4 separate regions of the Homo sapiens genome follow, and all the other regions are linked to region 1. A link is a loop called in an ENCODE intact Hi-C map of the cell type or tissue named here. Cell type or tissue: CD4-positive, alpha-beta T cell. All regions are shown on one strand. Region 1 has its middle 7.0 kb from the start of SMARCC1. Region 2 overlaps SCAP (SREBF chaperone). Region 3 has its middle 9.0 kb from the start of ELP6. Region 4 holds the start of TMIE (transmembrane inner ear).

What was found. Hi-C counts contacts between places; a loop is a spot of excess contacts. Peaks named below come from ENCODE experiments on the same cell type or tissue, not always from the same donor. Only the 100,000 strongest peaks of a DNase experiment are listed, where the experiment ranks them.
Region 2: it touches region 1 in a loop (15-fold over the local background); 36 of 110 quality-filtered maps call a loop at or near these places.
Region 3: a loop joins it to region 1, with 10 times the contacts of the local background. A loop is called at or near these places in 105 of 110 quality-filtered maps.
Region 4: a loop joins it to region 1, with 22 times the contacts of the local background. A loop is called at or near these places in 5 of 110 quality-filtered maps.

Annotation. Positions count from the first base shown.
Region 1 is chr3:47,784,856-47,792,855 of GRCh38, reverse strand. No RefSeq gene overlaps it. Among named protein-coding and RNA genes, the nearest start is that of SMARCC1, 7.0 kb to the right of the region's middle. In CD4-positive, alpha-beta T cell, CTCF peaks have their summits at 3,348 and 3,568 (motif pointing right); DNase peaks (open chromatin) are centred at 3,257, 3,655 and 4,135; H3K4me3 peaks cover 1,201 bases; H3K27ac peaks cover 634 bases.
Region 2 is chr3:47,416,745-47,424,744 of GRCh38, reverse strand. SCAP (SREBF chaperone) reads left to right here. Exons shown (of 23, transcript NM_012235.4): 9 at 700-812; 10 at 2,209-2,303; 11 at 3,716-3,814; 12 at 3,973-4,191; 13 at 5,041-5,417; 14 at 5,902-6,090; 15 at 6,223-6,424; 16 at 6,496-6,611; 17 at 6,919-7,441; 18 at 7,538-7,623. Among named protein-coding and RNA genes, the nearest start is that of PTPN23-DT, 39 kb to the right of the region's middle. RefSeq lists enhancers at 3,184-3,233, 7,965-8,000. In CD4-positive, alpha-beta T cell, a CTCF peak has its summit at 3,551 (motif pointing left); DNase peaks (open chromatin) are centred at 2,184, 3,504, 4,294, 6,444 and 1 weaker place; H3K27ac peaks cover 1,145 bases.
Region 3 is chr3:47,518,733-47,526,732 of GRCh38, reverse strand. No RefSeq gene overlaps it. Among named protein-coding and RNA genes, the nearest start is that of ELP6, 9.0 kb to the right of the region's middle. RefSeq lists an enhancer at 4,108-4,297. In CD4-positive, alpha-beta T cell, a CTCF peak has its summit at 4,456 (motif pointing left); a DNase peak (open chromatin) is centred at 4,452.
Region 4 is chr3:46,700,610-46,708,609 of GRCh38, reverse strand. TMIE (transmembrane inner ear) reads right to left here and starts at 7,218. Exons shown (of 4, transcript NM_147196.3): 1 at 7,030-7,218; 2 at 2,703-2,820. The coding sequence starts at 7,122. RefSeq lists an enhancer at 1,440-2,197. In CD4-positive, alpha-beta T cell, CTCF peaks have their summits at 3,219 and 3,418 (motif pointing left); DNase peaks (open chromatin) are centred at 3,419 and 7,050; H3K4me3 peaks cover 393 bases; H3K27me3 peaks cover 938 bases.

The DNA.
Region 1 (8,000 bases):
AACTATTTTTCTAGAGTGGGAAAAAGAGAGAGATTTTTGGTTATATAATACATAAGAGATGGTTCCACTAAAGAATATACTTTGCAGCCAGGCTTGGTGGCTCATGCTTGTAATCCCAGCACTCTGGGAGGCCAAGGCAGGTGGATTGCCTGAGCTCAGTTCAAGCCCAGCCTGGCCAACATGGTGAAACCCCGTCTCTACTAAAAATACAAAAAATTAGCCGGGCGTGGTGGTGGGCGCCTGTAGTCTCACCTACTCAGGAGGATGAGGCAGCAGAATGGCTTGACCCCAGGAGGTGGAGGTTGCAGTGAGCCAACATCGTGCCACTGCACTGCACTCCAGCCTGGGTGACACAGCAAGACTCCGTCTCAAAAAAAAAAAAAAAAAAAGAAAGAAAGAAAGAAAAAAGAATATTCTTTGCAGGAAGAAAAATTAATCAAGTAGAAAGGAATAGGATATAATAAACAGCACCATTCACTGATATTAGTAAAATATATTGCAAAATTTCAATTTACTACTTACTATTCAAATAACTTTTTGTGCAAAAATAAAAGATGGAACTAAAATCTTAGGTAAAAATAAAAGAGAATATGTCTGTTGGAATGCTTTAGGCAACAAGGAACAGAAAACCTGACTCAAAACTGGCTTAATTGACTGGGTGCAGTGGCTCACACCTGTAATCCCAGCCCTTTGGGAGGCCGAGGCGGGTTGATCACCTGAGGTCAGGAGTTCATGGTGAAACTTCGTCTCTACTAAAAATACAAAAATTAGCCGGGCATGGTGGTGCATGCCTGTAATCCCAGCTACTGAGGCTGAGGCAAGAGAATCGCTTGAACCCGGGAGGCAGAGATTGCAGTGTGCTGAGATCGTGCCATTGCACTACAGCCTGGGTGACAGAGCAGGACAAAATCTCACAAAACAAAAAACAAACAAAAAAACAAAGCAAAACAAACAAAAACAAAAAACAAAAAAACTGGCTTAAAGTACAAGGAAATGTATTATCTCATATAATAGGAAGCCCTTAGGTAGGTAGGACACAACTCGTGGTAGATTGATTCAGTGGCTCACTGTGTCATTAACATGAACTGCTTTCCATCATTCGAGTAGGCCTTATCCTCGGGTTTCTTGCAAGAGGGCTTCAGCAGTTCTCATAAAATCTCTAGAGTCTCTTCATGCTTCACTGGCCACAACTGGATCCCATTTTGTAACTATATTTCTGGCAACGGAAATAGAATCAACCCTTAGGGCAATCATGCCTGCTTGTGATTCAGGAGGAAGAATCAGGTCTTATTTAGGAGGAAACTAAAGACACTCAATAATTCAGGATTTTGTTAGAGAAAATTGTATTAAAATTTTGTGTATAAAACAAATATCAGTGTAACTTTTTTTTTTTTTTTTGAGACGGAGTCTGGCTCTGTTGCCCCGCTGGAGTGCAGTGGCGCGATTGTGGCTCACTGCAACCTCCGCTTCCAAGGTTGTAGTGATTCTCCTGCCTCAGCCCCCCGAGTAGCTGGGATTACAGGAGCCCGCCAGCACGTCTGGCTAATTTTTGTATTTTTTGCAGAGACGGGGCTTCACCATGTTGGCCAGGCAGGTCCCGAACGCCTGACCTCAAGTGATCCACACATCTCAGTCTCCCAAAGTGCTGGGATTACCGGCATGAGCCACTGCACCTGGCCCAGTGTAACTATTAAAAGAATAGGCTGGGCTGGGCACGGTGGCTCATGCCTGTAATCCCAGCACTTTGGGAGGCAGAGGCGGGCAGATCATGAGGTCAGGAGGTCGAGACCATCCTGGCTAACACAGTGAAACCCCGCCTCTACTAAAAATACAAAAAGTAGCCGGGCTTGGTGGCGGGCGCCTGTAGTCCCAGCTACTCGGGAGGCTGAGGCAGGAGAATGGCGTGAACGCGGGAGGCGGAGCTTGCAGTGAGCCGAGATTGCGCCACTGCACTCCAGCCTGGGCGACACAGCGAGACTCCATCTCAAAAACAAACAAACAAACAAAAAGACCATCCTGGCTAACATGGTGAAACCCCGTCTCTACTAAAAACACAAAAAAATTAGCCGGGCATGGTGACCGGCGCCTGTAGTCCCAGCTACTCCGGAGGCTGAGGCAGGAGAATGGCGTGAGCCCAGGAGGCGGAGCTTGCAGTGAGCCGCGATCGTGCCACTGCACTCCAGCCTGAGTGACAGAGCGAGACTCCGTCTCAAAAAAAAAAAAAAAAAAAAAAAGAACAGGCTGGGCGTGGTAGCTCACGCCTATAATCCCAGCACTTTGGGAGGCCAAGGTGGGCGGATCACGAGGTCAGGAGATCGAGACCATCTTGGCTAACACGGTGAAACCCTGTCTCTACTAAAAATACAAAAAATTAGCCGGGCATGGTGGCGGGCGCCTGTAGTCCCAGCTACTCGGGAGGCTGAGGCAGGAGAATGGCGTGAACCCGGGAGGCGGAGCTTGCAGTGAGCCACTGCACTCCAGCCTCGGTGACAGAGGCAGGAGAATGGCGTGAACCCGGGAGGCGGAGCTTGCAGTGAACCGAGATTGTACCACTGCATTCCAGCCTGGGCAGCAGAGCGAGGCTCCGTCTCAAAAAAAAAAAAAAGAAAAAGAATTGAGGTGCCCGGGCACGGTGACTCATGCCTGTAATCCCAGCTTTGGGAGGCCGAGGCGGGCGGATCATGAGATCAGGAGTTCCAGACCAGCCTGACCAACATGGTGAAACCCCGTGTCTACTAACAATACAAAAATTAGCCCAGCATGGTGGCACATGCCTGTAATCCCAGCTACTCTGGAGGCTGAGGCAGGAGAATCACTTGAAACCGGGAGGCGGAGGTTGCAGTGAGCCGAGATCACACCACTGCACTCCAGCCTGGGTGACACAGCAAGACTCAAAAAAAAAAAAAAAAAAAAAAAGAGTAGAGGCTGGACGTGGTGGCTCACGCCTATAATCCCAGCACTATGGGAGGCCGAGGTGGGTGGATCACTTGAGGTCAGGAGTTCCGGACAAGCCTGGCCAACATGGTGGAAAAAAAAATAAAAAAGAAAAAGAAAAAGAAAAAACATGGTAAACAAAAAAAAAAGTTTATGACAGCAATGCATCAAAACATATCTATTATCATAATGGACAAACAAGGTTTAAACATGGGTGCTTATTCTGCTCACAACACATAAACCAGTGACAAGTAAGCCAGTCCCTTTCACATTGGGTCTTTGAGTGGAAAATGTAATTTTTCTCTTTTTTGTTTTTTTTTTTGAGATGGAGTCTCGCTCTGTCGCCCAGCTTGAGTGCAGTGGAGAGATCTCGGCTCACTGCAAGCTCCGCCTACCGGGTTCACGCCATTCTCCTGCCTCAGCCTCCTGAGTAGCTGGGACTACAGGCGCCCGCCACCAGGCCCGGCTAATTTTTTTTGTATTTTTAGTAGAGACGGGGTTTCACCGTGTTATCCAGGATGGTCTCGATCTCCTGACCTCGTGATCCGCCCGCCTCGGCCTCCCAAAGTGCTGGGACTACAAGCATAAGCCAACGGGCCCGGCCGGAAAATGTAATTTTTCTACTAGGCACTAGAGGTCAGCAGCGTATTAATTTCCCCACAGGGCTCCATTACTTCTGTCATAATGTCAGCCAATCACCAACCTGTTTCTTTCTTTTTTTTTTTTTCTTTTTTGAGATGGAGTCTCCCTTTGTTGCCAGGCTGGAGTGCAGTGGCGTAATCCTGGCTCGCTGCAACCTCCGCCTCCCGGATTCAAGTGATTCTCCTGCCTCAGCCTTCTGAGTAGCTGAGATTACAGGCATGTGTCACCACGCCCGGCTAATTTTTGTATTTTTAGTAGAGGCTGGGTTTCACAATGTTGGCCACCACACCCAGCCGTTTTTTTGTTTTTGTTTTTGTTTTTTTTTTGAGACGGAGTCTCGCTCTGTCGCCCAGGCTGGAGTGCAGTGGCGCGATCTCGGCTCACTGCAAGCTCTGCCTCCCGGGTTCACTCCATTCTCCTGCCTCAGCCTCCTGAGTAGCTGGGACTACAGGAACCTGCCACCACTCCCGGCTAATTTTTTGTATTTTTTAGTAGAGACGGGGTTTCACCGTGTTAGCCAGGATGGTCGCCATGTCGTGACTTCCTGATCCGTCCGCCTAGGCCTCCCAAAGTGCTGGGATTACAGGCGTGGCGCCATCTTGACTCACTGCAACCTCCGCTTCCCGGGTTCAAGCGATTCTCTTGCCTCAGTCTCCCAAGTAGCTGGGATTATAGGCATGCGCCACCACGCCCGGGTAATTTTGTATTTATTTATTTATTTAGAGACAGAGTTTTGCTCTTGTTGCCCAGGCTGGAGTGCAATGGTGTGATCTCGGCTCACTGCAACCTCCACCTCCTGGGTTCAAGTGATTCTCCTGCCTCAGTCTCGCGAGTACCTGAGACTACAGGCATGCACCGCGACGCCCGGCTAATTTTGTATTTTTAGTAGAGATGGCGTTTCTCCATGTTGGTCAGGCTAGTCTCGAACTCCTGACCTCAGGTGATCTGCCTGCCTCAGCCTCCCAAAGTGCTGGGATTACAGGCGTGAGCCACAGCGCCTGGCGTCGCTTTAGTTCTTTCCCACTCTTTTATTGTCCTTTATTTTTAACTCTACTACTCTGTCCCTCTCTTTAACTCTACTAGTATGGCTCTACTCTTAGTGGTTCACCAAAATTAAACACGCATCATTAATTTGTCAAAGATTAATTAGTGTTCATCTTTTTTTTTTTTTTTTTTTTTCAGAAGGAGTCTCTCTCTGTAGCGCAGGCTAGAGTGCACTGGTGCGATCTCGGCTCACTGCAACCTCCACCTCCAGGGTTAAAGTGATTCTCCTGCCTCAGTCTCCTGAGCAGCTGAGATTACAGGCACACGCCACCACACCCGGCTAATTTTTTTGTATTTTTAGTAGAGACGGGGTTTCACCATGTTGGTCAGTCTGGTCTCGAACTCCTGATGTCGTGATCCACCTGCCTTAACCTCCCAGAGTGGTGGGATTACAGGCGTGAGCCACTGCGCCTGGCCTATATGTTTTTATTTTGCCATTATTATTATTCTTATTATTATTATTATTATTATTATTTGAGATGGAGTCGCACTCTGTCACCCAGGCTGAAGTGTAGTGGTACGATCTTAGCTCACTGTAACCTTCCTCTCCCCGGTTCAAGTGATTCTCAATTCTTCAAGCCCACCACAATGCTCCACTAATTTTTCTTTTTTTTGAGACAGGCTGGTCTCGAACCCCATCTCTAGTAAAAGTACAAAAAGTAGCCAGTCATGGTGGTACACACTTGTGATCTTAGCTATGTGAAGGCTGTGTCACGAGAATTGCTTGATCCTAGGAAGTAGAGGTGGCAGTGAGGAATTTTTTTTTGAGACAGATTCTCGCTCTATCACCTAGGCTGGAGTGCAGTGGTGTGATCTCGGCTCACTGCAACCTCCACCTCCTGGGTTCAAGCGATTCTCCCGCCTCAGCCTCCCAGGTAGCTGGGACTACAGGCCTGCACCACCACACCCAGCTAATTTTTGTATTTTTATTACACGAGGTTTGGCCATGTTGGCCAGGCTGGTCTTGAACTCCTGACCTCAAGTGATCCACCTGCCTCGGCCTCCCAAAGTGCTGGGATTACAGGCACGAGCCACTGTGTCCGGCTGACTTTTTTTTTTTTTTTTTGGAAACAAGGTCTCACTTGGCAGCCCAGGCTGGGGTGCAGTGGTGTAATCATAGCTCATTGCAGCCTCAACTTCCAGGGCTCAGGCAATCCTCCCACTTCAACCTCCCAGGTAACTGGGACCACAAGCATGTACCACCATGCCTGGCTAATGTTTTTTTTTTTTTGAGACGGAGTCTTGCTCTGTTGCCCAGGCTGGAGTGCAGTGGCGCGATCTCGGCTCACTGCAAGCTCCACCTCCTGGGTCCACGCCATCCTCCTGCCTCAGCCTCCCAAGTAGCTGGGACTACAGGTGCCCGCCACCATGCCCAGCTAATTTTTTGTATTTTTAGTAGAGACGGGGTTTCACCATGTTAGCCAGGATGGTCTCGATCTCATGACCTCGTGATGCGCCCGCCTCAGCCTCCCAAAGTGCTGGGATTACAGGAGTGAGCCACCGCACCCGGCCATGCCTGGCTAATTCTTTTTATTTTTATTTTTTTATTTTGTTGTTGTTTTTGAGACGGAGTCTCGCTCTGTTGCACAGGCTAGAGTGCAATGGCACGATCTCGGCTCACTGCAACCTCCGCCTCCCGGGTTCAAGCTATTCTCATGTCTCAGCCTCCCGAGTAGCTGGGATTACAGGCACCCACCACTGCGCCCGGCTAATTTTTGTATTTTTAGTAGAGACGGGGTTTCACCATGTAGGTCAAGTTGGTCTCGAACTCCCGACCTCAGGTGGTCCGCCCGCCTTGGCCTCCCAAAGTGCTGGGATTACAGGCATGAGCCACCACGCCCAGCCGGCTAATTCTTAAAAAATTATTTGTAGAGACAGGGTTTCACTATGGTGCCCAGGCTGGTCTCAAACTCATGGTCTCAAGTGATCCTCCTGCCTAAACCTCCGAGAGTGCTGGGATTATAGGGATGAGCCACCATGCCCTTTTTGCCAACTCTTTTTGTAAATAAAGTTTTATTGGAACCCATCCATGTTCATTCATGTACATATTATCTGTGGCTGCTTTTGAACTTTCATGGCAGAGTTGAGTAGTTCCAACGGAGAGCATCGGGACCTTTGCAGAAAACGTTTGCTAAGCCTAGTCTTTGTTATGTTTTCCTTTTTTTTTTTTTTTTTTGAGATGGAGTCTTACTCTGTTGCCAGGCTGGAGTACAGTGGTGCGAACTTGGCTCACTGCAACCTCCGCCTCCCGGGTTCAAGCAATTCTCCTGCCCCAGCCTCCCAAGTAGCTGGGACTACAGGCGCGCGCCACCACGCCCAGCTAATTTTTATATTTTTAGTAGAGACAGGGTTTCACCACATTGGCCTGGATAGTCTCGATCTCTTGACCTCATGATCCGCCCGTCTCGGCCTCCCAAAGTGCTGGGATTATAGGTATGAGCCACTGCACCCAGCCTTTTTTTTTTTTTTTTCCCTCTTTTTTGAGATGAAGTTTCGCTTTTGTTTCCCAGGCTGGAATGCAATGGCACGATCTCAGCTCACTACAACCTCTGCCTCGCAGGTTCAAGCAATTCTCCTGCCTCAGCCTCCCAAGTAGCTGGGGATTACAGGCATGTGCCACCAGGCCCAGCTAATTTTGTATTTTTAGTAGAGGTGGGGTTTCACCATGTTGGCCAGGCTGGTCTCGAACTCCTGACCTAAGATGATCCACCCACCTAAGCCTCCCAAAGTGCTGGGATTACAGGCATGGGCCACCGCACCTGGCCTTTCCTATGTTTTTGAGAAACCTTTTTGGTAAACTTACCATAAACTGAGAAAGCTAATGTCTGTAATGGCTGGTAAATGGTCATGCAGTTTCTGATTTTTTTTTTTTTTTTTTTTTTTCCTGAGACAGAGTCTCCTTCTGTCCCCAGGCTGGAGTGCAGTGGTATGATCTCAGCTCACTATAACCTCTGCCTCCTGGGTTCAAGCAATTCTCCTGCCTCAGCCTCCTAAGGAGCTGGGACTACAGGCATGTGCCACCACATGCAGGTAACCTTTTTTGTAGAGATGGGGTTTTTCCATGTTGTCTAGGCTGGTCTCCACCTCCTGACCTCAATTGATACACCCTCCTTGGCCTCCCAAAGTGCTGGGATTACAGGCATGAGCCATTGCACTGGCCTGATGCTTTAATTTTAGATACGGATCTTGCCACACTGGCCAAGCTGGACTTGAAATCCTGGGCTCAAGCGATCCTCCTGACTCAGCCACCATGGCCAGCTCCTAGAGTTCTTTTCTTTTGAGGTAAAATTTACATGCAGTAAAATCCACAACTCTTGCATATCATTCCATAAGTTGGTATGGAGACACCTGTGTAATACAAATCTGTATCAAACTGCAGC
Region 2 (8,000 bases), 370 kb after region 1:
TTAGATACCTGCTCCCTTTCCTGAGCTTGACACTGTTAAACACCACCCTCCCCCATACCGTCTGCCATACCCTTCACAGGGCCCTCCCTTCCTTCGGCTCCAAAGCAGAGGTCCTGCAAGGTATAACTTGGCTGGCGTTCCTCGCACATAGACTTTCTTAGGGTTTGCTGCGGGGAGTGTGGGACAGTGGGCTCAGATAGCTGGTAGAGCTTTGTGTAGGAACAGTCGTTCTTCTCCACACACAGCTTCTCAACAAAGGTGAGTGGGCCTTCAGGATGGTTTCATCTCCTTGCATTTAGCTGTGATGGGTCCACCCAGAGTTACTGGTGTGGGTCTTGGCAGCAGTCATTGTCTTTAGCCAGCAGTCTTCTCCTGGGAAGGGCCAGCAGAAGTGTGGTCTAGCAGTGGCGCTGCACAGCTCTCCCTGAGGGGCCTCTTCCAGCCCTCCTGTGCTGGATGGCTAGAGACAGGATGGCTGCTGGCCCCTCTGCAAGGCTCTGGAGCCTGCCTGAAAGCTGAGTGCTGTGTAGATGCAGGTCTTGTTGGGTGAGGTGGACAAGGGAGGGTTTCTGCCCAGCACCTGTGGGAGTCACTCAGCAGCCCCCATGACAGGCTGGAAACCCCACAGCCTTCCTGAGGGCCCCAGTCTGTTGGGAACCACCACAACACTGTCCTCACCTTCTCCTTCTCTGTCCCCAGCGAGATTTTCCCCTACCTTGTGGTGGTTATTGGGTTAGAGAATGTGTTGGTGCTCACCAAGTCTGTGGTCTCAACCCCGGTAGACCTGGAGGTGAAGCTGCGGATCGCCCAAGGTAACGCAGTGGGAGAGTTGGGCAGAGGGCTGCAGGAGGGGCTGGAATGGGGCCTGTTCCTCTTGCTGTTAACGCTCTGTGAGCAAACAGAGCCCTTGAAATGTCCCTTGCTCTTGCCTCCGGCATAATATGCAGTGGGCCACTGGGCCCTGGCAGCTCTTGAGTGTGTGCCCTGGGGAGCCATGGGGCCATTGGACTGTACTTCGTCCTGGTTCATGTGTCAGTAAGAAAGTAAACCAGGCTGGGTGCCATGGCTCACACCTGTAATCCCAGCACTTTGGGAGGCTGAGGCAGGTGGATCACTTGAGCCCAGGAGTTCAAGACCAGCCTGGGCAACATGGTGAAACCCCATGTCTACAAAAGATAGAAAAATTAGCAGGGCATATTGGCATGCACCTGTGGTCCCACCTACTCAAGAGGCTGAGGTGGGAGGATTGCTTGAGCCTGGGAGGTCAAAGCTGCAGTGAGCCGTGATCACACCACTGCACTTCAGTGTGGGTGGGGCTTGTGTTTGGTGGTGGCTTTCTGTCTGGGGAGTTTAGCGCCTAGTATTTTCTCTTACTGCCTCACTCCAGCACACTAGGCCCAAGCCCCGGGGGCTGGCCATTTCAGAGACGCTGCCTTCACGGCTGCCAGAAAAGCTCCCTCTGGCCCTGCTGGTAGAAACTGGGGATCTGGGGTTCTAGGGAAAATGAGAAAAGGGAGAGCCTGGCCTTGGAGGCCTGGTCACTTGAGCCTCTTCTTCCTCGTCACCCCATGTCTGTGAGGAATGGGGCTGTAGGCAGCCGTCCATTCATCCAGACCTCTGTGAGCCTCTGTGATAAGCCAGGCCCTGTGCTGGATATGGAGTTAGGAAGAGATGGGGCGAAATTGTCCTTACCCAGTAAGAGCACAGAGCCTTAGACATGCGACAGTGTGATAGCGTGGGATCAGGGCTCACTACAGGAAGGGGCTTGAGGAAGAACGCAGCCAGGTCCTCTACCCGCCGAGTGCTTCTGCCATGTGGTTGATGGGCACACTGTCATGCTGGCCCGTGCAGACCAGACAAGAACCACATGCGGAGGTTGGATGTGGTTGTTGTGGGTGGCACTTGGCTTTCCTTGTGGATTTTCTCATCTCCACACTCTGCTTCTTCCCTCTTTTGATGATTATAGCTCTCCTCTGCACCCTCCAGGCTGTGAACACCCGTTCCCCGTAGCAGCTGTGTGGTGGTGATGGCCCCTTAAAGTCTGGGCATTAGCAGGACCCTGAGGGTTGGGGTGCTTTGGTGGAATGGCTCCTTCAAAGGGCTGGGGGGCCTTGCCATGCCTCTGCCACTCCGAGGCCCATGAGGTTGTGTGAGTCATGTCGCAGAGTGGCCATGTGTTGCCCTGTGCCCTGTTGCTGCCCTCTGCAGGCCTAAGCAGCGAGAGCTGGTCCATCATGAAGAACATGGCCACGGAGCTGGGCATCATCCTCATCGGCTACTTCACCCTAGTGCCCGCCATCCAGGTAAGGCCCCAAGGCCTGCCACCTGGATGAGCATGGAAGCAACTGCTGTGCTCCCCAGCTGTGCAGCCATGGGCAGGGTGCTCCCCTCTTCAGCACAGGCATCCTTGCTTCTGAGGTGGGACCTCTTTGCCTGGCAAGCAGATCACTACAGCACCCAGATGGCCCCTGGCATGCCTGGCTCAGAAGTGCTCAGCAAACCCTGGCTGGGTTCCCAGATTGAGCACCTAGCCAGGCAGACTCTGCCCTTGACCCTGTCTTCCTACCCCTCCCTGCCTGCTTCCCTTTCAGCCAAGTGGCAGGAGGAGGCTGCAAGGGCATGGCAGGAGCTGGGGACTGGCTGTGCAGTTTGTCACACCTGTTTCCCATTTTTGAGGGAGAAGCACCGTGGGGTTCCTAGACCCTTCCTCCGGTCTCCTCCCTTGGCCCTGGCCTGTGCCGCAGTCGCCAGACGCATGGCCTTGCCTGGCCTGACCAGTGGGAGGGCCACCACCCATTGCCCAGAGTGACCCTGCTCTTGGCAAAGTGCCCTCACTCAGCTGTGGGCTGTGAGCAGAGGTGGAGGTGGCCCTGCACTGAGCTGGAACCCCAGACTGATGCCAGCCATTCCAGAAGGAGTTGCAGGAAGGGGAGGATGCCATCTTTTCTCGCCCGTCTTTCCCCCAGGGCTGGCAGGCCAGCTGAGGGATGGGGGTGAGCAGAGAACAGATGGGCTGTGGGCTGCTTCTCCTGGAAAAACAGTAGTATCTGCAGGATAGGGTACAGTCTTGGGACGTTAGAGCTGAGACAACCACTGTGCCACTATCTGCACTCCATGGTCTTACCCCAGATCGGAGTAGCACTGTGGTGATGTGCTAGAGGTCTCAACACCGACATCTCAGAAAATTTTGTCTGCTGACAGAGCTTGGGGAGCAGAGAGCTCACCCTTTTTCAGTTTTAGAGAATTAATCCCTCTCTCTCTCTCTTCATTGTTCCGGGGCAGTTGCTGGCTGGGAACCTTTCTGAGAGCCCCTGAATCAGGCCTGGGCTCTAGCTGGGTTGGTGATGCATGAGCAGGGCGGGGGCTCAGTGGGGAAGGACTTTTTGGGGAGCAGGCTGGTGGGGCTTAGAGGTTTCCGGGTTGGATCAGGCCTTCAGTCCCCTCTAGAGGGACCGGAAGATTCAGGGAAGGTACTTCCCCTTCCCTTTCAGCCCTTTCTGAAGAAAGTGTGAGGGTTTCTTCTGCCCCCTGGTGGAGACGGGGTGAGCTGCTGCTGGTATGTGAGCTGAGGACCAACCAGCATCTCTCATCTCTGCTGTGCCCTGCCTGCTGCTGCCCTGCCGGTTATGAGGTGGCTGCAGTCCGGGTACTGCTCCTCTTGGGCTGGGACAGTGAGGTCACGGCACCCCCCCATCCCCATGTGCTCTGATTCCAGGAGTTCTGTCTCTTTGCTGTCGTGGGGCTGGTGTCTGACTTCTTCCTTCAGATGCTGTTTTTCACCACTGTCCTGTCCATTGACATTCGCCGGATGGAGGTAGGAGTGGGCTGAGCCCTGCCCTGCCCGCCTCCTCAGCCCTGGCTGTACTGAGGGAGTCCTGGGTGAGAAGGGTGTAGACCTCGGGCAGGACAGCGGTCCTGTGCGAGCAGCCTCTGGATGGTGGACTCAGGCCCTGACCACTGTGCCCCCAACAGCTAGCAGACCTGAACAAGCGACTGCCCCCTGAGGCCTGCCTGCCCTCAGCCAAGCCAGTGGGACAGCCAACGCGCTACGAGCGGCAGCTGGCTGTGAGGCCGTCCACACCCCACACCATCACGTTGCAGCCGTCTTCCTTCCGAAACCTGCGGCTCCCCAAGAGGCTGCGTGTTGTCTACTTCCTGGCCCGCACCCGCCTGGCACAGCGCCTCATCATGGTACCTGCCACCCCTGCCCTGCCCTGCCCTCTTCTGGAGGGCCGGTGCTCCAGGCCCCTTGTGGTGCTGCACTTGGCCTTAGAGTGGCAAAGGGTATTCCTCAGGCCCTGGTGGCCCCTGGAAGCCTGGCTCTGGGGAGTTGCCCGTTGTGTCCTCCCTGCCCAGACCCTAGTGGCTTCTGAGGAGATAAGCCTGTGGGAGAAGCAGCTCCAGGGTTCTCAGGTACAGGAGCCATCCTCTCCCCAGAGTGGCCCAGGACAGGAGCCTGTTAGTTGAGTGCTCTGGGATGGACCCACTTGTGGCCACCACATTGCCCTGGGTCGGGTTCATCGGCCGCTGCATGGTGTGCAGACACTGGAAAGTGCTGGGCAAAATCATTCACCAGCCGGGCTGGGCTGGCCTTGGGGCAGCAGTGCCTCTTCCAGGGAGCTGAACTGAGATGGGAGGAAGGCTGAGGCCCCCTGGGACTAGGACCTCTGGGGGACTCTGGAGCAGGTCAGGTTGCTGGCCCTCTGACCGTAGGAATGGTAGCAGCTTTCTGGCTCCAGCTGAGGTGGAGCTTAGGGGTGGGGACATTCTGTGTCAAACCTCAGGGTGCTTCAGTGTATTTCCAGGCCAAGAAACTCAGCCCCTAACTGTGGAAAGGCAAGCAGGCCCCTCCAGCAGCAAGTGTTGGCAGGTGTTAGCAGGAGGACTTGGAGAGGCAGGAGAAAAGGACGCAGTGGGGCCTGTGTCCTCTCTCCATCCCCAGGCCTGAGGTCCCTGTGCTGCTTCCTCTCAGCATGAGGGCTGAAGCTGCTGGGGGTTGGGGCCCATTCCTCCCACTGAGTACCCCCTGCCCCACTGCAGGCTGGCACCGTTGTCTGGATTGGCATCCTGGTATACACAGACCCAGCAGGGCTGCGCAACTACCTCGCTGCCCAGGTGACGGAACAGAGCCCATTGGGTGAGGGAGCCCTGGCTCCCATGCCCGTGCCTAGTGGCATGCTGCCCCCCAGCCACCCGGACCCTGCCTTCTCCATCTTCCCACCTGATGCCCCTAAGCTACCTGAGAACCAGACGTCGCCAGGCGAGTCACCTGAGCGTGGAGGTCCAGCAGAGGTTGTCCATGACAGCCCAGTCCCAGAGGTAACCTGGGGGCCTGAGGATGAGGAACTTTGGAGGAAATTGTCCTTCCGCCACTGGCCGACGCTCTTCAGCTATTACAACATCACACTGGCCAAGAGGTGAGCTGGGCCGTGCCAGGTGCCACCTCACTCGATGGTGTCAACTCACCATCCCCTTTCCCCAATGCAGGAGGCCCACAGGTTTGAATTATGCAAATAATTAAAACAGTTCATAAGGTTGTGAGGTGGGAACTGGTGGTTTAGGCAGCTATAACCCAAGAGAGGAGTCCCAGGTTGCTCTGAGGAGTCACTGGTGGCTGCCAGCCCTCACCAGAATGAGACCCACCCACCTGTGCCAGGAGTGGGGAGGGAGATACCCCACACGGCCACCAGGGCTGTTTGGGTGCTGGTATCTGGGACAGCAAGTTGGCTGCTAAGCTGGGCTGGGGAGGGACCTACCTCTGTCCCCAACCCCCCATGCTGGGAGAGTCTGGCCGGTGGAGCTGAGGCCTGCCTGGGGAGGAGGGAGAGGACTGGCTGGCGAGCACAGCAGGAGGAAGCCCTGGGAGGCCCCCCGCTGAGGCTGCCCACTGTCCGAATCCAGGTACATCAGCCTGCTGCCCGTCATCCCAGTCACGCTCCGCCTGAACCCGAGGGAGGCTCTGGAGGGCCGGCACCCTCAGGACGGCCGCAGTGCCTGGCCCCCACCGGGGCCCATACCTGCTGGGCACTGGGAAGCAGGACCCAAGGGCCCAGGTGGGGTGCAGGCCCATGGAGACGTCACGCTGTACAAGTAAGGCTGCTGGGTGGGGTGGGGTGGGAAAGAGTGCGGGGAGGGGGACGGGTAGGCAAGAGTAGGGGAGAGGGAGGAGGGGAGGGGACAGGCTGTGAGGTGTGTCTCACAGCAGTCCGCCCTCCCGTGCAGGGTGGCGGCGCTGGGCCTGGCCACCGGCATCGTCTTGGTGCTGCTGCTGCTCTGCCTCTACCGCGTGCTATGCCCGCGCAACTACGGGCAGCTGGGTGGTGGGCCCGGGCGGCGGAGGCGCGGGGAGCTGCCCTGCGACGACTACGGCTATGCGCCACCCGAGACGGAGATCGTGCCGCTTGTGCTGCGCGGCCACCTCATGGTGAGCAGGGGCACAGTGGCCGGGTAGGGGAGGGCCGGAGCCTGGCCCATACCAACACCGGGCTTCTGCAGGACATCGAGTGCCTGGCCAGCGACGGCATGCTGCTGGTGAGCTGCTGCCTGGCAGGCCACGTCTGCGTGTGGGACGCGCAGACCGGGGATTGCCTAACGCGCATTCCGCGCCCAGGGTAGGTGCGGCTGCCCTTTCCTCCTTTGTGCCCCCACAACCCCCCTCACCCCACCCCCCGCCGCCACGTATCTCCCCTCCTTTCTTCCTCCGAGGTATCCCCCAACCCCTCCAGGCCCCCTCTCCCCCCACCCCCGCACCCCCTCCCACCACCCCGTACCCCCCTCTCCCCACCCCGCACCACCCTCTCCCCCCACCCCCTTTTCCCTTGCCCCTTCTCACTCCCACGCCCCCTCTCACCCCCGTCCCCCGCCCCCTCTCACCCCCCTCCCCCGTGCCCCCTCTCACTCCGCCCTCCTGGCCCCCAGCAGGCAGCGCCGGGACAGTGGCGTGGGCAGCGGGCTTGAGGCTCAGGAGAGCTGGGAACGACTTTCAGATGGTGGGAAGGCTGGTCCAGAGGAGCCTGGGGACAGCCCTCCCCTGAGACACCGCCCCCGGGGCCCTCCGCCGCCTTCCCTCTTCGGGGACCAGCCTGACCTCACCTGCTTAATTGACACCAACTTTTCAGCGCAGCCTCGGTCCTCACAGCCCACTCAGCCCGAGCCCCGGCACCGGGCGGTCTGTGGCCGCTCTCGGGACTCCCCAGGCTATGACTTCAGCTGCCTGGTGCAGCGGGTGTACCAGGAGGAGGGGCTGGCGGCCGTCTGCACACCAGCCCTGCGCCCACCCTCGCCTGGGCCGGTGCTGTCCCAGGCCCCTGAGGACGAGGGTGGCTCCCCCGAGAAAGGCTCCCCTTCCCTCGCCTGGGCCCCCAGTGCCGAGGGTTCCATCTGGAGCTTGGAGCTGCAGGGCAACCTCATCGTGGTGGGGCGGAGCAGCGGCCGGCTGGAGGTGGGCAGAGGGGCTAAAGGTGGGCAGAGCGGCTGTCCGCCCCGGGGATTGTGGGCCTTTCTGGCTGGCAGGTGCTCACAGCCTCTGGACTCGTAGGTGTGGGACGCCATTGAAGGGGTGCTGTGCTGCAGCAGCGAGGAGGTCTCCTCAGGCATTACCGCTCTGGTGTTCTTGGACAAAAGGTGAGCGTGGCCTGCCTCAGCCCCAGATGTCCCCAGCCTTTGTTGGCTAGGCCATACTCTCTTGAGTCTTGAGTTCTGGTTCTCTTCAACTGCTGTACTGTATGATTCGATTGACCTTCTTGGTGCCCAGCTCCACACCTGTGAGCAGAGGGCAGTCCACTTGGATGGGAAGGTAACAATTAAAAGCGTTAGGGGTGGCCGGGCGCGGTGGCTCACGCCTGTAATCCCAGCACTTTGGGAGGCCGAGGCGGGCGGATCACGAGGTCAGGAGATCGAGACCATCCCGGCTAAAACGGTGAAACCCCGTCTCTACTAAAAATACAAAAAATTAGCCGGGCGTAGTGGCGGGCGCCTGTAGTCCCAGCTACTTGGGAGGC
Region 3 (8,000 bases), 270 kb after region 1:
CTCCTGCCACAGCCTCCCACATAGCTGGGATTACAGGCATGCGCCACCTCGCCCGGCTAATTTTTGTATTTTTAGTAGAGACGGGGTTTCACCATGTTGGCCAGGCTGGTCTCTAACTCCTGACCTCAAGTGATCCACCCACCTTGGCCTCCCAAAGTGCTGGGATTACAGGCGTGAGCCGCCATGCCCAGTGTCTATTAACTGATATTCTCTATTTGATGGGACATTTTCATCACACCTTCCTTTACTTCTTTTTTTTTTTTGAGGTGGGATCTTGCTCTATCATCATCCAGGCTGGAGTGCAGTGGCTCAATCTCAGCTCACTGCAGCCTTGACTGCCCAGGCTTAAGTGATCTTCCCACCTCAGCCTCCCAACTAGCTGGGACCAGGGGCACATGCCACCACACCCAACTAGATTATTAAATTATTTGTAGAGACGGGGTCTCACTATGTTGCCCAAGCTGGTCTCGAACTCCTGGGCTCAAGCGATCCTCCCACCTCAGCCTTCCAGAGTGCTGGGATTACAGGTGTGAGCTACAGTGCCCAGCCCCTTTACTTCTTTAATCATGGTTTTCTCTAGTTATTTGAAAATATTCATAATGATTGCTTTAAAGTCTTTCCATTAAATCTGACATCTGAGCTTTCTCACAGGTAGTTTCTATTGCCTGTTTTTTCCCCTGGGGTTTGGGTCAGACCTTCCTGTTTCTTTGCATGTCTTCTATGTAATTTGTTATTGGAAACTGGACATTTTAGGTGATATATTGTAAAACTTCGGGCACTGGTTTCTCTGTTCCATGGCTTGTTATTGGTTTTTGTTTATTTGTTTGGTGACTAGTGGATTATTTAGTGAAGTCTACACTCATCGGCCCCCACCCCAATCCCGATCACCACCCATAGTGTGCAGCCTCTTATGTTGCTCCCCAGAGGGCACAGCCTTGGGTATGCCCACAGTCACCCTGGGATGGCAGTGATTCTGGCAGGACTTGATCTCATTCCCTGACCACATACAGCTGTTACACTCCGCTAATTGCTGTCTGATTGCTCTACTGTTTTCAACAATTCCTTGGGGTACAAATTGCTCTACAGAGGAATCCAATTGAATCTGGGCTTTTTTGAAGGAATCTCTCTCTCTCTCTTTTTTTTTCTTTTTCTTTCTTTTTTCTTTTTCTTTTTTTTTTTTTTTTTTGAGGCAGTCCCGCTCTGTCCCCCAGGCTGGAGTGCAGTAGTGTGATCTCAGCTCACTGCAACCTCTGCCTCCTGGGTTCAAGTGATTCTCCTGCCTCAGCCACCCAAGTAGCTGAGATTACAGACGTGTGCCACCACACCTGGCTAATTTTTATATTTTTAGTAGAGATGGAGTTTCGCCATGTTGGCCAGGCTGGTCTTGAACTCCTGGCTTCCAGTGATTCTCCCGCCTCTGCATCCCAAAGTGCTGGGACTACAGGTGTGAGCCACCGTGCCTGGCCTGAAGGGATATCTCTTTAGGTCAATGATTGAGACTTGTGACTCCAGAATGGCTCTTAACTGTATCTTTCCTTGGTCCTGTCTAGTAAACTAGCCAACTTATGGTTTTGCTTCTATCTCTGATTTATTTTCTCAATTCCTCTTAATGGCATTTGTTTTTAAAATCAGAACCTCCATTGTTTCTGAGAGCACCATTAGGCTTGAACTTCTCCACATTCTTGCAAACAAAGTCAATTTGTTTGGGAAAAAATCTGAAGCTCCCGGCCTTCCCCTTTACCCAGGCAAAAATCTCTGAGCCACAGCTCTGGAGCTGGGGTCAGGGACAATGGCCCATCTCTTGCTGAGTGACACACCTGCTGTAAGAGATTGTCACTCTGTGGAGAGTAGGGAAGTAGTCTTCTTGGCTTGCCTCTGCCTTATGAGCCAGAATTAAGACAATCAGGGCCCCGGTATTTTCAGTGGCACCACACACAATGTAGTGTCTCTATTCCCTGCCTGAGGCCTAGGTGCACTAACAGAGCTACCATCTTGGCCATACTCATATAGGGCTTAGCCTCCGCAACCGGTAGCTGGGAGCCGGGTGGAAAATGCCGGCATTCTATCCCTCTTGGGAAGACAGTTCTCCAACTGGGAGCTAGTTGGAGAGGGAATCCTTTGTTCTTGGCTGAACCAGTCTGGAGTGGACTTTCCATCTCACTGAACTGGGAAGGAGAAAGAAGGAATGCATGTTGGTTTAAATATCATAGCTTTGATTAGTCCTACCAAGTTTTAGTAGATTTACTTGAATAAATATTTACTCATTTTCTGAATGCACTTAGGACCATTTCCAGAGGCTTTATTATTATTATTATTATTTAATTTTTTTGAGACTGAGTCTCACTCTGTCGCCCAGGCTGGAGTACAGTGGCGTGATCTTGGCTCACTGCAACCTCCACCTCCCAGGTTCAAGCAATTCTCATGCCTCAGCCTCCCAAGCAGCTGGGACTACAGCCTCCATGCCTGGCTAATTTTTGTATTTTTAGTAGAGACAGGGTTTCACCATGTTGGCCAGGCTGGTCTCAAATTACTGACCTCAGGTGATCCGCCCACCTTGGCCTCCCAAAGTGCTGGGATTACAGGTGTGAGCCACTGTGCCCAGCCTGTGTTTCTATTTTTGAGACAGGGTTTTTCTCTGTTGCCCAGGCTGGAGTGGAGTGGCATGATCATAGCTCACTTCAACCTTGAACTCCTGGGCTAAAGTGATCCTCTCACCTTGGCCTCCAGAAGTGCTGGGATTACAGGCATGAGCCACCACACCTGGCCCTGGATAGTTTTTTTAACATTTCTCCTCTCCCCGTCCCCACTGCAAGTCCTGGTTTAGCCCCTCCCAGCCTCCTGCCCCACCCCTTCTGAGGCAGCCAGTGCTGTGGCTTCAGTGGCTGGTCTAAAACATGCACTGGCGGCCAGGTGCCGTGGCTCACTCCTGTAATCCCAGCACTTTGGGAGGCTGAGGCAGGCAGATAACCTGAGGTCATGTATCCCTAGCATCTAGAAGAATACCTCTGATACAGTAGGTGCCAAAAAATGTGAGGAATGAGACAAGGACCTATGGTATAGCTGGAGAAAGATGTGCTTGCAAGAGGGTCACAAAAGATGACAAAAGAGTGTATTTAGCCTTGCTTCCCCAAAGGCTGAGCTGAGTGGAGGTCCTTTATGAGGAAGGAAACCCCAGCTGGGAGTGAGGCAGAAGTAGGAGAGGCCTGGGCAGGCAAGAGTTGTCAAAGTGGAGGAGCTGGCTGGCGTCTGGGAAAAGCCAGCAGAGTGTCTCCCAGAGCTGTACACATGCCAGACAGGTGACTGGAACAACTTTCTTTTTATTTATTCATTTTGAGACAGGTTCTTGTCCTGCTGCCCAAGCTGGAGTGCAGTGGTGCAGTCATGGCTCATGGCAGCCTCAACTTCCTAGTCTCAAGTGATCCACCAATCTCAGCCTCCTGAGTATCTGGGACCACAGGTGTGCACCACCATGCTCAGCTAATTTAATTTTTTGTAGAGATAGTGTCTCACTATGTTGCCCAGGCTGGTCTCAAACTCCTTGCCTCAAGTGATCCTCCTGCCTCGACCTCCCAAAGTGCTAGAATTACAGGTGTGGGCTCTTCAGAGGCATTTACTGAGATGGAATATGAGGCCAACACCTGTGGAAGGAAGGAGGCGGAAGCAGGATGGGGCAGGAGAACTTGAACAGTGATGGGCACCCAACAAAGTCTTGGAGAAGTTAGACAGTCGGACAGAGTCTCACATGAGATGGAAATGGCCAGTTCTTTATAGCCCCTGCTTTGCTCAGTCACCAGATGAAGGCTGCCTTAGGAAGGGTGTGACCTCAGGTGAGGCTGTATGCAGCCGTGCTGGGCCCTGCAGGAACAGAGAGCTGGAGGGTGTCTGGTGACTGCTCTTCCCCTGGGTCCTGCTGAAAGGGATGTGGTGGTGCCGTCTGTGTGTACTTACAAGGGTGTGCTCAGGGAAGGCCTGAAGGAGTTCAAGGAAGCGTGCTCTGCAGACACCTGGGGGAATAGCTCATAAACAAAGGGAACAGAAGCACATGGCCCCTGAGTGTGCCCGTCTCTGAGGCCTGGAATAACAGCGCGGAGCCTGGTGGTGCCACAGTGAGTGGGGAACGGGTAAGGATTCCAAGCAGCCAGGGCTGTGAGGCCACTGTAGGACTCTGGCTTGCACTCTGATCTGCAGAGGAGCTGTGAAGGGATGAGGGCAGTGGGGACATTCCTTAAGTCAGGACAGCCTGAAGCAGGAGAGCCCATGAAGACTACCACTGGGCTCCAGAGAGATGAGCTAAGGGCAGGCTGGGGCAGGGGCAGCAGAGAGATTGCCAGATGCACGGCAGATTCCGACCTCTGAGGACTGTCTGCGGTGAGCTCTGCCCACGTGCTGGCCATTGCAACTGTTTCCAGCACTCAGGACTTATGACTAAGAGCTTTAGCCAGTGTCTGCTGCCCTCTGGTGGGTGTGCTGGAGATAACCCAAGGCTGCTTCCCGCTTTTTTCTTTTGTCAACAGTTTATGGGTTCTACAGGTTCACCTTCAACTTTGTGGTATGAAAACTCTCTAGACTGGGCGTGGTGGCTCACACCTGTAATCTCAGCACTTTGGGAGGCTGAGATGGGAGGATCGCTTGAGCCCAGGAGTTCGAGACCAGCCTGGGCAATATGGCAAAACTCCATCACTATTATTATTATTATTATTTTTTTTTTTTGAGATGAAGTCTTGCTCTGTTGCCCAGGCTGGAGTGCAGTGGCGTGATTTTGGCTCACTGCAACCTTCAATCCCCAGGTTCAAGCAATTCTCGTGTCTTAGCCTCTTGAGTAGCTGGGACTACAGGCGCACACCACCACACCTGGCTGATTTTTGTATTTTTAGTAGAGACGGGGTTTCACCATGTTGGCCAGGCTGGTTTCGAACTCCTGACCTCAAGTGATCCGCCTGCTTCAGCCTCCTCAAGTGCTGGGATTACAGGTGTGAGCCACCACACCTGGCCCTTATCTCTATTATTAAAAAACAAAACAAAAACACAACCTCTTGTCACAGATGATAGAGGTGTCAGACAACAACCTATTGATGAGGCAGCAAGTCATCAACTGAGAGACAGGGAGGCACAGGGAGCCATAGTGTCCATGCAGCAGCGCGGGGACTGGGGCTGGCAGGGCCCGTGCTGTTTTCTAGAAGTGAGGGTCACCAGCACCTGGAAGAGAAGTGGGGCTACAGGATGCATCCAGGACGGGGAGCTGCAGAGCAGGTGCCATTCCCAGGAGGCCAACAAGATGAAGATGTTGAGGGTGCCTGCAAGAGAACTCTGAGTTCAAGGATAGTTCATAGATTCCTGCTAGGGATGGAAGGAAATGGAGCTAATGGAAAGAAAATGCAGATGATGAAGGCCTGTAGATCCAAAAGAAGCTGAATATATGGCGAACTGAGGGCGTGATGGGGACTGTGGACAGAAGGAGCTATGGGAACTGCAGAGCCATCGGAAGTGTGGCTGCCCTCGTGGCTGCTGGAACCCAGGCACCTGTGCTCACCCCTGCTGCCTCTGCTGAGACCGTCGCTGCCTGCTGCAGCCCAGTCACCCACTACTGATGCTGACCCTGCCAGGGGAGTGATCATGAACAGAAAAATTCCTTCTTCCTGCCTTCCAGTCTCCTTCCAGTGTCTCCCTGACAGAGCTGCATTAGAAACCAGCTGGAAAAGCAGTCTGGAAGATTTAGTTTACAAGCTTCCAGCCCACTTCAATACAGAGGAGAGCACTCAAGGCCAGGGGAGGTAGGAGCTTCCTAATTGCTATGTAAAATCCCCTTCACCCTTTTGTTCCTCCAGTCCTTTGAACACTATTCTTTCCTGCAGAGAAGCTGTTTGAATTTTCCATAGTTGCACTATGCTGTTCAACATGTGCATAAGCAACAATGGGGGCAAATCCAAGTATTCCAGGACCTGAAGCTTATACAATTGGAGGGGAGTTCTCTTTGACAAAAAGAATACAACATTATGAACAGTAGATTAGCTTTATTAGCTTTATGATAAATTCAACGCTGCCTATAACCCAACAATTCCACTCCAGATACTAGAGAAACTCTTGCATATGTTCACCAAGAGACATGGTTTAGTATGTTCATGAGGGCATCGTTTTTTGTTTTGTTTTGTTTTTAGGCAGTCTTGCTCTGTTGCCCAGGCTGGAGCATAATGGTACAATCTTGGCTCACTGCAAGCCCCTGTCTCCTGGGCTCAAGCCATCCTCCCACCTCAGCCACCTGAGTAGCTGAGACTACAGGCATGCACCACCATGCCTGGCTGATTTTTTTTTTTTTTTTGAGACGGAGTCTCGCTCTTTTGCCCAGGCAGGAGTGCAGTGGTGCGATCTCGGCTCACTGCAAGCTCCACCTCCTGGGTTCACGCCATTCTCCTGCCTCAGCCTCCGGAGTAGCTGGGACTACAGGCGCCAACCACCGTGCCCGGCTAATTTTTTGTATTTTTAGTAAAGATGGGGTTTCACCGTGTTAGCCAGGATGGTCTCGATCTCCTGACCTCGTGATCTGCCCGCCTCGGCCTCCCAAAGTGCTGGGATTACAGGCGTGAGCCACCGCGCCCAGCCTGCCTGGCTGATTTTTGTATTTTTAGTAGATACAAGGTTTCACCATGTTGCCCAGGCTGGTCTTGAACTCCTGGCCTCAAGTGAGTCACCCGCCTTGGCCTCCCAACCTGCTGGGATTACAGGCGTGAGCCACCGCGCCTGGCCAATGAGGGCATCTTTCTAATGGGAAAATAAGTAGAACTAATTCATCACTATCAAAACAAGAATGAATAAATATAGGAAGAATCAATATTGTATATTAAAAATATATTGATTATCCTCAACTATATCTAAGATTCAATATATATGGATTAGACTAGAACCAAAAAGTAATAAGAAGAAAGAAATGGAAGAAAAAAAAGGAAAAAAAAAGATAAAACATAATACCAATCAACTTACCAGCAAAGTTAAATGCAACATGCTATTCTAAAATTGATCTGTATTCCTTCACACCAAACACAAAAATCAATTGCAGGTAGATTAAAGACTTAAATGTGAAAAGAAATACTTTATAACTTTTCAAGAAAATATAAGAGAATATCTTTATGATATTTGGGGTAAGAAAGACCTTTTTTTAAAAACTCAATAAGCTCAAACAGTAAAGGAATATGTTCTTAACTTTGGATCTCAAAAGATAATCAAAGCAAAATAGAACAACGACAAAAAGATAATCCACAGACTTCCATTCCCAGCAAAGGACATAATCCATGAGAGATGGGAAAATAATGTGATGAACCTAGGATCGTCTACGTTCACACTACCTTGAAAGAATTTCCAGACAGTAAGGAGAAACTAAGGTGGAGCCTAGAATACTCCTTTTTTTTTTTTTTTTTTTTTTTTTTTTTGAGACTGAGTCTCGCTTTGTTGCCCAGGCTGGAGTGCAGTGGTGCAATCACAGCTCACTGTAGCCTCAGCCTCCCAGGCTCATGTAATCCTCCCACCTCAGCCTCCCAAGTAGCTGGGACTACAGGTGTGCACCACCATGCCCGCATGCTGTATTTTTCGTCTTTTTTTTTTTTTTTTTTGAGGCGGAGTCTCGCTCTGTTGCCCAGGCTAGAGTGCAGTGGCGCGATCTCGGCTCACTGCAAGCTCCACCTCCCGGGTTCACGCCATTCTCCTGCCTCAGCCTCCCGAGTAGCTGGGACTACAGGCGCCCGCCACTATGCCCAGCTAATTTTTTTGTATTTTTAGTAGAGACAGGGTTTCACCGTGTTAGCCAGAAGGGTCTTGATCTCCTGACCTTGTGATCCACCCGCCTCGGCCTCCCAGAGTGCTGGGATTACAGGTGTGAGCTACCACGCCTGGCCCTGGAATACTCCTTGAGTTGAAAAGACAGAGCTAAGGCCAGACGCGGTGGCTCACACCTGTAATCTCAGCACTTTGGGAGGCCGAGGCGGGCGGATCACGAGGTCAGGAGATCGAGA
Region 4 (8,000 bases), 1.1 Mb after region 1:
CCATGAGAGGGCACAGACCCTGCCCTGAGGCATTCACCTCAGACGGAGTTATTTCAGGAGTGGTTTTCCGGCTGAGGGCAGCTGCACCCACGCCAGTTGGGCCAGGTCATGGAGCTGGCCTGTCTAGGGATGGGTAGGGCAGGTTAGGGCTGCCAGGACCTGGCTGGACTGAGTTTATTTTCCTAAGGCCCCCACAGCCTGACCACCTTGGCCCCAGCCCTAGAGGAGGGGATGGAGCTGGTTCCTATTATAAATCAGATGACCAGACATAACTTCCTGGCAGACTCCTGGGGGCAGAAGGGCCCACGGAGGATTAACCAGGTCTATTTTGGGGAAGATGGATCAGATCTATGTAGCCTGGACTGGAGTACCTTCTGGGGTCATTTTATGCAACCAAGTCAGAACCCCTTCAGACAAATATTGTGGTCCTACTAGGTCTCACCCAGGCTCAGAATAAAAGAAAAAAATCAATGAATGAATGAATGGGATGATCTCAAAGCCTTTGCTGTTGGGAACAGGACTGGACTAGAGTGAATGAATTGGGGAGCCAATAGCATCCAGGCATACACTTGGAGGAGGGTGCTGCACAAGGGCCCCAGCTATAGATCCGACTGTCCAGGGGTGGACCTGAGCAGACAGCAGGCCTTATCCAAGAAGCTGGGTCCTGGATTTCTCCAGAACCTGTGTTCATGCCTGAGACTCGAAGTTGGTACCCAATCCTAACCCTCCCGGCTTAGGCCACCTCTTCTAGCCACCCCACCAGGAACCTCCTTGGGACTATGCCCACTCAGGCTCCATGCAGGCTGGTCCCAGGCCCCGGGAGGCTGGGGCTTCCTAAGGAGCTCAGTGGGCCACTGACGGCAGCCAGAGCCGGGCTCAAACACCACCCCTCACTTCAGGCCTGCCCCGCACAGCCTGGCCTGTTTGCTTCTCTTCAAAGAAGGGGAGATGCAAAGAGCTTTGGGTCAAGTTCCAGGGCCCAGGCAGGGGCTTGGGATATAAGTCCCTGGGGCTGGAGGAGACCTCCAGGGGCACCCCATCTAGCCCCAGCCCCTTTTCCTGCAGGGCTTTGGGGGTGATGCTCCAATAACAGCCCAGGCAGACTGGGAAGCAGGAAAAATGTTTCCCCCCAGGAGAGGGAGCTGTGTTGCCCCCACTGCCTAGATCCGGCAATGGAAGGTAACAAGTGCTGCCTGCTGCTCAGGTGTCTTGGGACTATCCTTTACCCTTTCTAGGAAATGGGGTTAGAGATGGTCTGTGTGGTTGATGTCCAAGTGCCGCTTGGGGTCTGACACTGCAATTTTCTCATGTGGCCCCAGGCACCTTTGTTGTGTCTTGAGGCCCACAGTGCTCTCCCTGCTGCTCCGTAGACCTGCATCCTAGGCTGTGCCTGTGGCTCCTGTAGGGCAGATGACCCCCGAGCCCTGCAGCGGGCTGTTTCCCTCTCTGGACACCTGGCTGAGGCTGCAGGCACACCTATCTGTCTGTGGGGCCTCCACAAAGATGCCTGACTGGTTCTCAGCCTCGGCTGGGAACAAAGCACAGGCTCTTGCTCAGATGGGGGGCGGGGATTTTCTGCAGGGCAGATATTTTCTCTTGGGACAGCACTTCTGGTGCCAGGAGAAGCACGTGCAAATCAGATGTCACGTCTTCCTTGGAGCCCCTCACATCTGGGTGGGCTCTCTGTGGGCCACCCAGCTCTCTGGGGCACCTCATCCCGGGACAGCTCCGGCTGGGACGAAGTGCAGCTTTTGCCTCCCCACCCAGGGTGCACTCAGCAAATGTCCAGTTGGGTTCATCTGAGACCCTGCGTGAGGCTGCATTTCCTCCAGCCTCTGCTCACATCCCCTCTCCCGGAATGCCTTTCCAGCCTTCCCTCCTGCAAAACCCCACCTACCCTCCCACCGGTCTGCAGCTCAGAGGACCCTCCTCCTCAGAGGACCCTCCTCTGTGATGCCTTTGCAGGGGAGTGGGCTGCTTCTCCCTTTACCTCCTACATTCCCCCCCACTCTGCTTTTGCCTCGTGGGAACCTCTGTCAGACTGCTTTGTGCCATGGCAGCCTCCCCACTTGGCCTCTGTCTCCTGTGCCTTTCTGTCCCCTTCCCCAACTCCAGACCTCCATTCTGAGGGGAGGGCTAAGGGGAGCCGGCCAAGCCCATTTCTGCTGCGACTTTGCATCAAGAAGCTCCCAGAGCCCAGGAGAGGAATGGGTTTCCTGCTTTTAATTGAGGCGGGTGTGAGTCACTCCCGGAAAATGGTATTTGACAAGGCAGGGATTGAAGCCTGGGAGCCACATCTGCTGGGTGTCTGGGGAGCCTCTAGTGGAGGATGGCCTTGCTGGGGCCCCTGGGTGTGGGCCTTTAAGCTGGCCAAACTGCAGGAAAAGCATCAGGAGGCCAGCCATAGGGAAAAATGACACGTCCTCGTCCCAGTCCTTGGTTCAGTGGAGTTCCCTGTAATTACCATAATTGCCATGTGGCTACCTCCCTGGGTCCTGCAGAATACTTCAGGTCACCACCGGCCTGTCAGCCCTCCACGGGGAGTTTGTGTGGATCAGGAGGTGCCAGAAACCACCGCGGGTCTCCTGCGGGTGCCTGGCCTACTTGCACTGCCCGGAATTGCTGCTCTGAGCCCTCTGGGGGGCAGGGGGTGCTGTGTTCCCACTGCAGTGTGGTGGAGAGGGAAGGGAACAGCTACTCACTGATGGACAACACGAAGAGCGAAAAGATGCCCACCACGTGCCACAGGCGCATGTCCCAGAACACCACTGTCTCCTTGGTCAGCGGAGGCGGCTTGGGCTTGGGTGGGGCCGTGCTGGGCTGTGGGTCAGGAGAGAGGGGAGTGAGTTAGGCAGAGGCCAGCTGGCTGGAACCAGCTGAGAAGGGCCCAGGTCTCAGCAAACACTCAGCCCAAGCATATCAGAATCTCCTAGAATCAACTCTCTTAAGCATGCACTACCAACACCCTAGACCTTGGAAAGTTCCAGATTTAGAGCAAGAGAACTGAGCAGAGCCAGGTACTTGAAGTGGGAGGGTGGTTGATGCTTGGGGAAACCAAGGCCTGGAGGAGCAAATGTGGATGGCTTGTCCTGGCCAGGTTCAAGGCCCCTATGAACACACCCTCCTACTCCAGTCCTGGGCTCCACCCAGGCAGATGGGGTCTCAGGACCAAGGCCAGAGACAAGGCGAGGCCTGGGGGGTGCTGGCTAACTGGCTTTGCTCTCACATCTCCCCAGTGAGGGTGGGGTGTGGAGCTAGGAGTCTGGGCCACATAGTTCTGCCAGCTGGCCTGGACCCCTGCCAGGTGGCCTCCTTTGGTCGCCTACCCTACTAGGAGTCACTCTGAACAGAAGACTCTCCCAGAGTGTCCACAGGACAGGCACTGGATAAATAAAAGGTCTGCAGTGCTGTGGCGACACCTGGAGGCCAAAAGGCAGAAGTGCGGCTGTAGCAAGCCTGAATAGAGCACAGCCAGACACTCCCACTTTCCAGGTGGACATGACCCTGCCCTGGGGGACTGAGGGGATAGGACACTGCCCCAGGGTCTAGAGGACACAGTCCTGCCCCAGTTCTGAGAGGACATGGCCTCATCCTGGATATCTAAGGGACATGGCCCAGCCCCAGGTCTGAGAGGACACAGCCCTTCTCCTGGGTGTCTAGGGGACATAGTTCTGCCCAGGTCTGAGGGGAGACAACCCTGCTCCTGGCTGTCTAGGGACATGACCCTGGCCCTGGGTGTCTAGGGGACATGGTCCACCCTGGGTGTCTAGGGGACATGGTCCACCCTGGGTGTCTAGGGGACATGCTTCACCCTGGGTGTCTAGGGACATGACCCTGGCCCTGGGTGTCTAGGGGACATGGTCCTGCCCTGGGTGTCTAGGGGACATGGTCCACCCTGGGTGTCTAGTGGACGTGCTTCACCCTGGGTGTCTAGGGACATGACCCTGGCCCTGGGTGTCTAGGGGACATGGTCCACCCTGGGTGTCTAGGGGACATGGTCCACCCTGGGTGTCTAGGGACATGATCCTGCCCTGGGCGTCTAGGGGACATGGTCCTGCCCTGGGCGTCTAGGGGACACGGTCCTGCCCTGGGCGTCTAGGGGACACGGTCCTGCCCTGGGCATCTAGGGACATGGTCCTGCCCTGGGTGTCTAGGGGACATGGTCCTGCCCTGGGTGTCTAGGCGACATGGTCCACCCTGGGTCTCTAGGGGACATAGTCCACCCTGAGTGTCTAGGGACATGGTCCACCTTGGGTGTCTAGGGGACATGTTCCTGCCCTGGGTGTCTAGGGACATGGTCCTGCCCTGGGTGTCTAGGGACATGGTCCTGCCCTGGGTGTCTAGGGGACATGGTCCACCCTGGGTGTCTAGGGACATGGTCCGCCCTGGGTGTCTAGGGGATATGCTTCACCCTGGGTGTCTAGGGACATGGTCCACCCTGGGTGTCTAGGGGACACGGTCCTGCCCTGGGTGTCTAGAGGACACAGCTCTACCCTGGGTGTCTAGGGGACACAGTCCTGCCTAGGTCTGAAGGGACATGGACCCACACTGTAGAATTTGAGTAAGATCTGTCCCTGACCAGAGATGGATATGACCCCATGTCTGTCACTTAGTGTGGCTGAGGGACAGGGAGAGGGGTCTGTCCTCTGAGGGAGAGAGAACCCTGGGGCATATGAGCGAGATGTTGTGCACTGATTACTAAATAAGGACAGACACGAGAAGTCCCTTCTGGTTCTCTGAGAAGAAAGGCAACCTGTAGTTCGACCATCCAGCCCTTCTTCCCCCAGGTCCGTAAACATGGATTAGGCATCTGTCATGAGCCAGGCGCTTCTTCATCTAGTGAATGCCACCCTTCAGCGTGGGTTGCAGAACTCAAGAGAGGATCAGCAACCTGTCCCAGGTAACCCAGAGGATCTGTGGGCTGGGATTGGTACCTGATTCTCAGGCTCTTTTCTCCCTGCCAGGGTGAGCTATTGACAAGAAGACACCATTCCTCAGTACTTTCCCCTGGATATATGTGTGGGGTCAGACATGTACATAAAGTTGGGGAACATGTGTGAGGTTGGGCACATGTGTGGTTGGCATGCATGTGGGTGTGGTCAGGGACATGTCTGTGCCATTAGGGTTAGGGCCCTGATGGTGGCAGCTGCCCTAATTCTAAGGCTCAATGTGTTGGCCCGGCTGGTTGTATGACTGGAAGACTCTGAGGGCCATGGCAAAGTTCTCAGGTTCTGAGCCAAGGCAGCTCACTTCCTACACATTCTTGCCCCAGCCCTGATGTGGGTGGAGCTGGGCCTACTCTTACTGATAGGGGTCTTGGGTGGACGGCAGCAGATGACAGCTGGTCTTCTCCTCATGTTGGGCCCTGCTGGGGTCTGATTTCTGGAGCATGGAGGTCCCCACCTCCTTCAGAGCCTCACGGGCTGATGGAGGGTGATGGTGACCCACACAGGGCTAAGGTGGGTGGTGACATGGCCCCCAGCCCTGCCCATGTCTTTGGTGCTTCCGTGAGGGAAGAGCTAAGGCCTTGCTCAGACTGTAGGCAGATGTCAGGCAGATGGCCTCCAAATGCAATTTCCCTAGAACTGGGAAAAGATGAGTTCCTGGGGGTGAGGGAGAAGAGTCCTTGGCTGAGAACTGACTTAACCCCCACCCCCAGCTTTCTGTCTGCACCTAGGCCAGCTCAGTTTCTGTACCCAGGCCTCAGGGCAGCCTGTGAGGGGCCCAAGTACGCCTCACAGGGCTCAAGCCAGCATAGCTCCCCTTACAGGGACACTGGAGCTGACACCTGACTCTAGCCCAGCCTTGTGGTCATGCCCTCTGGGCAACAGCAGGGACAGGCTACATCTGGGTCCAGGGCTCTGTCCCTATGTCCCCATCAAACCCTCCAGTTCAGGGCTGTGTCCCCCCATAACAACTTCCCCATGGCTCTGTCCTCTCTATCCCACACTGTCCCCAAGCCCCCACCCCTCAGGACTTCCCTGGGCACCTCTCACTGCCTCTTGCATTTCTGTTTTCCTGCTCCCTCTGGTCCGCCCCTGCCTGCACAGCCTCCATCCCCTGCTCCTCCCTGGCCCTGGCTCCTGGGCCTTCTCCCTCTGGCCTCACAATTCAGAACTCTAGGTCTGGTCTGCCAGCTCCCTCGTTGGCTCCCCTTTCAGGCTCCGCAGGAGTGGGGTACAAGGGGGTTAGGGAGGCTACAGATGGCCCCACCCTTCCTGGCCCCAGCCAGGCTCTCCACCAGGGCTCTCCCCCAGCTTCTGTGCTATCTCAGCAGCTCCTCCCACCTCTCCCACTGTGTGCCTGCTCCCAATTTACCCTCCTTCCAAACCAGAACTCATCATGACTTGTCCCTGAGCAGAAACCTTCTAAAGCTCCCGGTTATCACCAGGACCAAGTCAGACTTCCCAGTCCCTAGGTCCTGCCCTGCCTGCCCCTCTGGACCTAGTGCTCCACATAGCTTCTCTGTAAAGGGTCTCCTCATCCTGCTGCCCCCACCCTCCAACTTGGAATGCCCTCGTCTCCATCTTAAGGCTATGTCTCCCCCTCCATTAGACAGGGGTCCCTGGAACATCTCTGGAGATAGAGGCTGTTGCCTCCAGAAGACCCTAAATTCAGGGTCTGTTCCATCAGACTAGAGGTCCAGGAAACCCAGGGCTGTGCACCTCCCTGCCAGTGAGACCAAAGGCTGGAGGATGGGGGCCCAGTATCCCCCATCAGTCTGGGCAGGGCTGTGTCCCCAAGTCAGGCTGGGAATCCCTAAGGTCAAGGTGAGTCTCCCCCGTCAGACTAATGTTCCAGAAATCGGGTACTGTGCCCTTCCATCAGACCAGGGACCCTAAGAGTGGGGCTGAGTCTCTCTCACAGCCTGGCAGGGCTTGGGGCAGGGCTGCATCGCCCGGGAGACTGGATCTCTCAGGGCAAGAGTAAGGGATCAAACAAGCTCCGGATCAAAAAGGCGTCCCCTCTCCCCCAGCCCCCTGCCTGGAGGGTGACAGCCTCCCCAGTCCCTCCGTGCCGCGGCCTCACCTCCACCAGCTGCCCGGCAACCCCCGCGAGGCACACCCCGAGTGCGGCGCCGCCCAGCACGCAGAGGGGACCCGCGCCCGGCCACCCCGCCATCTTCGTGCCACCGCGCCGCTTGCGGAGCCCAGGGACGAACGGGCCGGCCGCCGGTCACTGCCCCTGCCAGCCGGCGCTCGGTGGCCACGGGCTTTGGCCACGGGTAGTCAGCGAGCATCATTTATTCATCCTCGGTGTCAGGTTCCCGCGCCGCCCGCCCCCGCCATCGCTGCGGTGGAGGGCCCGCCCCCTCCTTCCCGGGAGATCGGGCCGCAGGCTCCCCCTCCCTGCCCCCACCTTCCGCATCCCCAGGGACACTGAGGTGGGGGTGGGCGGGAGGGAGGACAGGCTGGGGCCAGGTCCCTAATCAACAGGTCCCCCTCCCTTCTGCAAATGGGCCTCAGTTTCTCCATCTGGGACAAGGGGGTGGGACTGGAATCTGCTGATCTAGGAGGCCCTTCCCATTCTGTCATGCTGGATTTGAAAAATATACTGGATTTGAGTTTGGGGGGGGGGCAGAGCGGGCAGGTTGCCATGGTGACAGGCGCTCAGGGATGTCCTGGGCTTTCTGGCTTGGCTTCCTGCCCAGAGGCGGCTCTGGTCACCCTGGACACCAGAGCTGGAGAGCAGGGGATGGTATGGTCAGAGCTGCCAGCCGGCAGTGTTATGGAGGGTTCCAGAAGAAGCCAGCATCTTCAGCCCCACAGGACAGAAGTGGGCTGTCCCTGGAAGGGCTGGAGGACCATTTTCTGACCCTGGCTGCCCTCAATCTCTGCCCCAGCCTGAACACTGACTCTGACTTCAGTCTAAGCCAGGACCCTGACCTCATGCTGAAGTTGACCCACACTGCACTCTGGCCCTGACCCCATGTTGAGCCTTGACAACTGAGGGACAGAGGGAGGTTCTGAGGAGATGTAGAGACCTGGGTGGGGGCTGAA